2 separate regions of the Homo sapiens genome follow, and region 1 is linked to region 2. The links are chromatin contacts, found by Hi-C in ENCODE. All regions are on one chromosome and are shown on one strand. The core of a region is the stretch at or near the end of the contact, and the rest is flanking DNA. Distances in the headings are between cores, read along the strand shown.

Region 1 (2,856 bases), core at 342-2,841, 1.0 Mb before region 2:
GAGAATGGGTGGGAGAGGAGAGAGAATTTCTCTCCCTCTTTCTATGCAGCAGCGTATCCCAGTGGTTTCCCAGCCGGCGCAGTTAGTTTAGTGAGACCCCAGTTGGAGTTTAACATCAGGCAAGTTGCCAACTTCTCTGAGCCTCCTGTACCATCTGCAAGAAACAACCTCTATTTTTTTTTGTTTGTTTGTTTTTTGAGATGGAGCCTTGTCCTGTTCGCCCAGGCTGGAGTGTAGTGGTGCAATCTTGGTTTGCTGCAAACTCCACCTCTCAAGTTCAAGCAATTCTCCTGCCTCAGTAGCTGGGATTACAGACACATCCCACTGCGCCCAGCTAATTCTTGTATTTTTAGTAGAGACGGGGTTTCATCATATTGGCCAGGCTCGTTTCAAACTCCTGACTTTAGGTGATCTGCCCACCTTGGCCTCCCAAAGTGCTGGGATCAGAGGCGTGAGTGAGCCACCGCGCCCAGCCAACAAGCTCCATTTTTGAATGCCAACCTTGTGCCAGGTTTCTAACCTTCATGATCTCATTTAATCCTCAATACAATCCCGCAAGGTATGTATCCTTCTCCTCACTGTGACAAAATGGAATAGGGACCTAGCGAGATTGAGTCAGATGCCAAGGAGACACATAGTAAATGGTGTGTCTGGCTGCAAAGCCTGTCTCTCCTGAGGACTGTAATACCTGCCTCATGAAATTGCTCTGAAGCCCAAAATAGGTAAGTCTAAAAGTGCTTAAAACAATGATCAACAAATATTAGTCTAATGTAATTTTTTTAAGCTTGAAGAGTTTAAAATGACTTTGCTTTATTGTCTTATTTTTGTCGTTATAAGCAGGGTCAGATGACCACCTCACCAAAACTGGGGCATTTCTTCCCAGTTCCTGTTATTAGTGAGGATGGCATGGCAGGGAACAACTGCTAAGTTCCACACACACCATAACATAAGAGTGACAGGGCTGCCTGGAATAGTTACTTCTGGAAGTAGAAATGAATACTATATCATGCTAAAAAATGCCAGGCGTATCCTCCAGAACCGTGCTGGCAGATAGCAGTGCTCCAGAAAATTCTATTGAATGAGTCCAATGGTTAGTCTTCAAGCTGCTTACAGTTGGTGGAACACGATTTATGTACGGAAAATAAATCAACAACAAGGTGTTCTTTAAAAAGATAAAAAAAGTATACATTTGGACATTTGTGACTTGATTCTAAAGTTTTTTAAAGACTTTTGAAAGGAAGATTGAGTTTAAAAAAAAAAAAAAAAGGCTGGGTGTGGTGGCTCATGCCTGTAATCCCAGCACTTTAGGAGGCCGAGGCAGAAGGATTGCTTGAGCCCAGGAGTTCAAGACCAGCCCTGGCAACATAGCAAGACTTCATCTATACAAAAAATAAAAAACATTAGCCAGGCATGGTAGTGCATGCCTGTAGTCCAAGCTACTGGGGACGCTGAGGTGGGAGGATCATTTGAGCCCAAGAGGCGGAAGTCGTAGTGAGCTGAGATCACACCACTGCACTCCAGCCTGGGCGACAGAGCGAGACTCTGTCTGAAAAAAGAAAAATTATTAACCATATAAACAACAAAAATAGCAACATCAAGTCAAAGTTGTTTAAATGTTACTTCCTCAGAGAGGCTCTTTCTGATCACTTGGTCTAAAATAGCTCCCCCCTCTTTACTCTTTTTTATTTTTTTTGAGACAGTCTCGCTCTGTCACCCAGGCTGGAGTGCAGTGGCGCAATCTTGGCTCACTGCAACCTCCGCCTCCTGGGTTCAAGTGATTCTTCTGCCTCAGCCTCCTGAGTAGCTGGGACTACAAGTGCGTGCCACCATGCCCAGATAATTTTTTGTATTTTTAGTAGAGACGGGGTTTCACCATGTTAGCCAGGATGGTCTTGATCTCTTGACCTCCTGATCCACCCACCTCGGCCTCCCAAAGTGCTGGGATTACAGGCATGAGCCACCGCGCCCAGCCTTACTCCTTTTTTTTTTTTTTTTTTAGACAAGGTCTTGTTCTGTCGCTCAGGCTGGAGTGCAGTGGTGCCATCTTGGCTCACTGTAGCCTCCGCCTTCCAGGTTCAGGTGATCCTTCTGCCTCAGCCTCCCAAGTAGTTGGGATTACAGGTGTCCACCACCACACCCAGCTAATTTTTGTATTTTTAGTAGAGATGGGGTTTCACCATGTTGCTCAGACTGGTCTTGAACTTCTGAGCTCAAGCGATCCACCTGCCTTGGGTTCCCAAAGTGCTGGAATTACAGGCATGAGCCACCACGCCCAGCGCCCCCATTTACTCTTGATCTCTTTATTCTGCTTTATTTTCTTCACAGCGTTTATTACTACTAAGTATTTCATTTGTTTACTATTTGTTTGCTTGTTTACTGGTTGACTTCTAGCCATCCCTTGGTAGAGAGCCCCTCCCTGGGTTCTGTCCCCTCTCCACACTTTTTTTTCCCACTTACAATAGACAGTGAGCCATTATAATATAAGCTCTTTGAAGGCAACAACTTTCTTTTGTTCACTACTATATACCTAGCAATATTGTACCCCCTCAATAAATATCTGTGGAATGAATGAATGAATGACTGGTGGATATGATCTAAGTGAATGCTATAGATAACACATGTCCTAAGGAATAGCATCTGACTGGAGAAGTCAGAGCATGCTTCCTGAAAGGTGCTGGGCTTAGCATCAAATTTGCCTGTTTGTATTCTGTGTCATCAACCAGATGTGAGCGCCTCATGGGTAGCGGCAGTGTCTTTTCATTGATTCCCTTGGTGCTTAGCACAAATCTTGGCACATAGTATGAATTCAATATATATATATTTGTTGAATAAGTGAAGAGAGCTGGATTCTGAGTT
Region 2 (2,984 bases), core at 104-2,603:
ACCCTAGACAAAGTGGGCAGAAGAGACAAGGAGGAAGAGTGGGGAGCTCTGGAGGAACCCCTCACATAGATGGCTTGCATAGGGTGTTTTATGATTGTCTTGTGTATACTTTTAACCCCCAAAGCACTCGACGTACATGCTAGCTCTGCCAGAGTGCTGAGGAGTAAAAATGAGTACAAAGGAAGCAGGGAAGGAAGGATGGAAGCGAGGAGGGCAAAGGAAGACAACTGTACCAAGTTAAGAAGAAGCGAGAAAAGAAGAGGTAGCTGGATACAACCGCTTATTCCATCCATCCAGTAAGCATGCACACAGGCCTACCATGAGCCACACACTGTGCCAGGCAGTGGGGAATGTCGAATAACAATCCTGAGCACCCTGGAAACCAGAGCTGATCAGACAGCCTGTGAAGCTGGCAGTGGGGTAAGATAGGCAGGCACGACAGTGATGCAGTCATTCTCTCTGTAGGCAGGTGTTATGGCAGCAGCACAACTGCAGGTGCCAATGACTCCAAAAAGAAAAGTTATTCTCTCCAATTCCCAAACTTGTCTCTAGTTTCACTTTTGGCGAGCCAGTCTCTGGATGGGATTCTGATCAACAGAAGTTCTCATACACGGAAAAAATAAAAAACAAGTAACAAGCCAGCAGAAGTTCCTGACCCTGAGGAGGAAGCTGTCAGGGTAAATCATTAAAGAACCCAGAATATCAGAGCACAAAAGGCACCAGAGAGCTAGTCCACACTCACATTACCCTTGAGTAACATGAGGTGCCTTCAGTTACTGTCCATTAGAGGCAGTGCTAGGGCCGATGCCCAGGACCCCGGCTCAGGGTCCCGTTCTTCATACCACAGAGCCCAGACTGAGGAAAGGCATCCGAAAATGCAGACTTTTAGAACTCACTGCTGCCTCAGGGGGCAGAATAGGAAATGAAAATGATCCAGCCCCGGGGCTCACCAGGTCTGGCTCCTTGCTGTAGGGTAGTATGCAAGGACCAGACCAGCATGGAGAAGAGATACATCTGCCAGCATCCTCCCTTAACCTCTTCTCAGTTTTATTAGGTTGGCCCACCTGCAGTAGCCTATTTCTGAGAGGGCCACTTGTCTCCCTAGTGGGTTCAAGATTTCTCCACCCACTCTGTCCTCACCTCAGCAAAATTTGCTCTGAAAAGAGTCAGACAGGTTTTTTTCAGCCCAAGTATAAATTGGTGGTTCTCAAAGTTTGGTCTTCAGACCAGCAGCAGCTGCTGCTTCATGTCTACCAAGTTCTTCTTTAGGGAACTTGGTAGACATGCACATTTTTAAACCACATCCTAGACCTACTGAACCAGAAACTCTGGGGATGGGACCCAGCAATCTGTGTTTAACAAGCCCTCTAGAGGAATCTGATGCTAGCTCAAATTTGAAACTCACTAGTGCAAATAACCTCCAAGGTCCAGCCTGTTGGTTCTCTCATGAGTATGTGCCTCTTCACTGGCACACCTGAATGACCTCTAGAGTTTCAAACCTGGGAGCCCACACATCTGCCACTGGAGGAAGGAGGAACTTCCCAACTCAGTATATCCTCCTCCTGCTTCCAGGGTTCAAGACTCTGTGCAAGAGAGTACAAAAGGTGAGGACGGAACTGCCCTTTAAGCCTTGACCAGAGGCAGGGAAGTACAAGCTTGGAAAAAGGTCCTGATGACTCTGAATGGCCTCACCTAGTACTGTGAACAAAACAGGACCTTTTCATGCCAGCTCTAGGCTGGTGAGACCAGCCTTCGGAAGGGACACAGGTGGACCAATGCACCTAGGCCTTTCCTTGACTGGAGAGTCGGCCTAAGGCTGATCTGCTCAGATCCCACCCTGCCAAACTGGACTGCAATACTTGGTCTGCAGCAAAACTGGCCTGAGCAGGACACTCGGGGGTGCTCTGTGAAGTTTCAACATGAGACCTGAAGAATACACCAAGCACCTGCTGTGGGTCCCCCTGACACTTCCTGGTACACATCAGAGGGGAGAGTGTGTTCCCACTGCCATGTGCCAGGCAGTTAGCACTGTGATGCAGAACCTGGCATCTCAAGTACTTCCACCACAGCCTAATAGGACAGAATGAAGAAATCTGCCAGCCCCCTCTCTGCTTCCCTGTTCTTTGCCCCAAAGCTGCTCTTCTTAGCCTTCTGCTTCTCCAGCTCCTATCAAGTTTCATTTCCAGCAGGAACTCTGGCTTCTCAGAGGAAAATGACTGACTGACTTCTAGGTCATTCAAAATCCTGACTATGACAGCCTTGTCTGACATGACCAATTATTCATGAAAAAAAAAATTTTAATGATCCCTCCTCTCTCTTCTCACCTTCTTTATTCCCAGGAATGAGGCATTATCACATTTAGAAGTCCAAGCTTTAGATTTCGATTCCATAGGTTTGGGCTTCAAGCTCAAGATGTGGGGGTTTGTTGGAAACTTGTGTTTGATCTTGCATACAAAGGGGGGCTATTAAATGCCAGCCTCCAACCAGGGATGGATGGTGGATTAACCAGTTAGTGTTAACGAAGTGCTCTGAGCAATTCAGAAAAGAGATGCTGACTGAAAAAATAGTATTATAATAATCCATTCCATTGAAATAGACTTTTATTGTTTACCCGGGACTTTTACATATATTATCTCACTTAATCCTATTATTCACAATCTTAACTATTCCTCCAAGGCCAGGGTCTGCGTTACTGGTGACAGATTTTCTGAATGCCAGAGAGAGGAGCCAGTTGAACAGCAAAGCCTCTAAACTGCCTAACAACAAGGTATTGAGAACAATAGCACCAAGAAAGGGTTCCTTTGCTGAAAGCCACTCAAAGAAACCTGAGACACATCTCTGCTGGAAGTCACAATAGTTCTCTGCACCCCTGAACACATCAAATCACAGACAGTCCTCACCCCAACTTCTCCAATTACCCCAGCCTGATCCAAGAGGACAAATCCTGGAATACATCTGAAGGGCCCAGACGCCAGCTGCTCCTC

Evidence for each region. A loop is a pair of places that touch in the nucleus more often than their neighbours do. Pooled maps may share reads with other maps.
Region 1: a map with no recorded cell type shows a loop between it and region 2 (4-fold over the local background). The contact joins two enhancer-like sites. A Hi-C loop is called at or near these places in 3 of 37 single-sample maps with no recorded cell type and 6 of 50 pooled maps.

The regions. Positions count from the first base shown.
Region 1 is chr14:70,667,991-70,670,846 of GRCh38, reverse strand. All of the region lies in intron 2 of TTC9 (tetratricopeptide repeat domain 9), which reads right to left. Among named protein-coding and RNA genes, the nearest start is that of TTC9, 28 kb to the right of the region's middle. Within about 2 kb of position 1,591, at least 3 of the 41 ENCODE cell types and tissues checked have a DNase peak (open chromatin) inside an H3K27ac peak, as active enhancers do.
Region 2 is chr14:69,671,625-69,674,608 of GRCh38, reverse strand. All of the region lies in intron 2 of SUSD6 (sushi domain containing 6), which reads right to left. Among named protein-coding and RNA genes, the nearest start is that of SUSD6, 62 kb to the right of the region's middle. Within about 2 kb of position 1,353, at least 6 of the 41 ENCODE cell types and tissues checked have a DNase peak (open chromatin) inside an H3K27ac peak, as active enhancers do.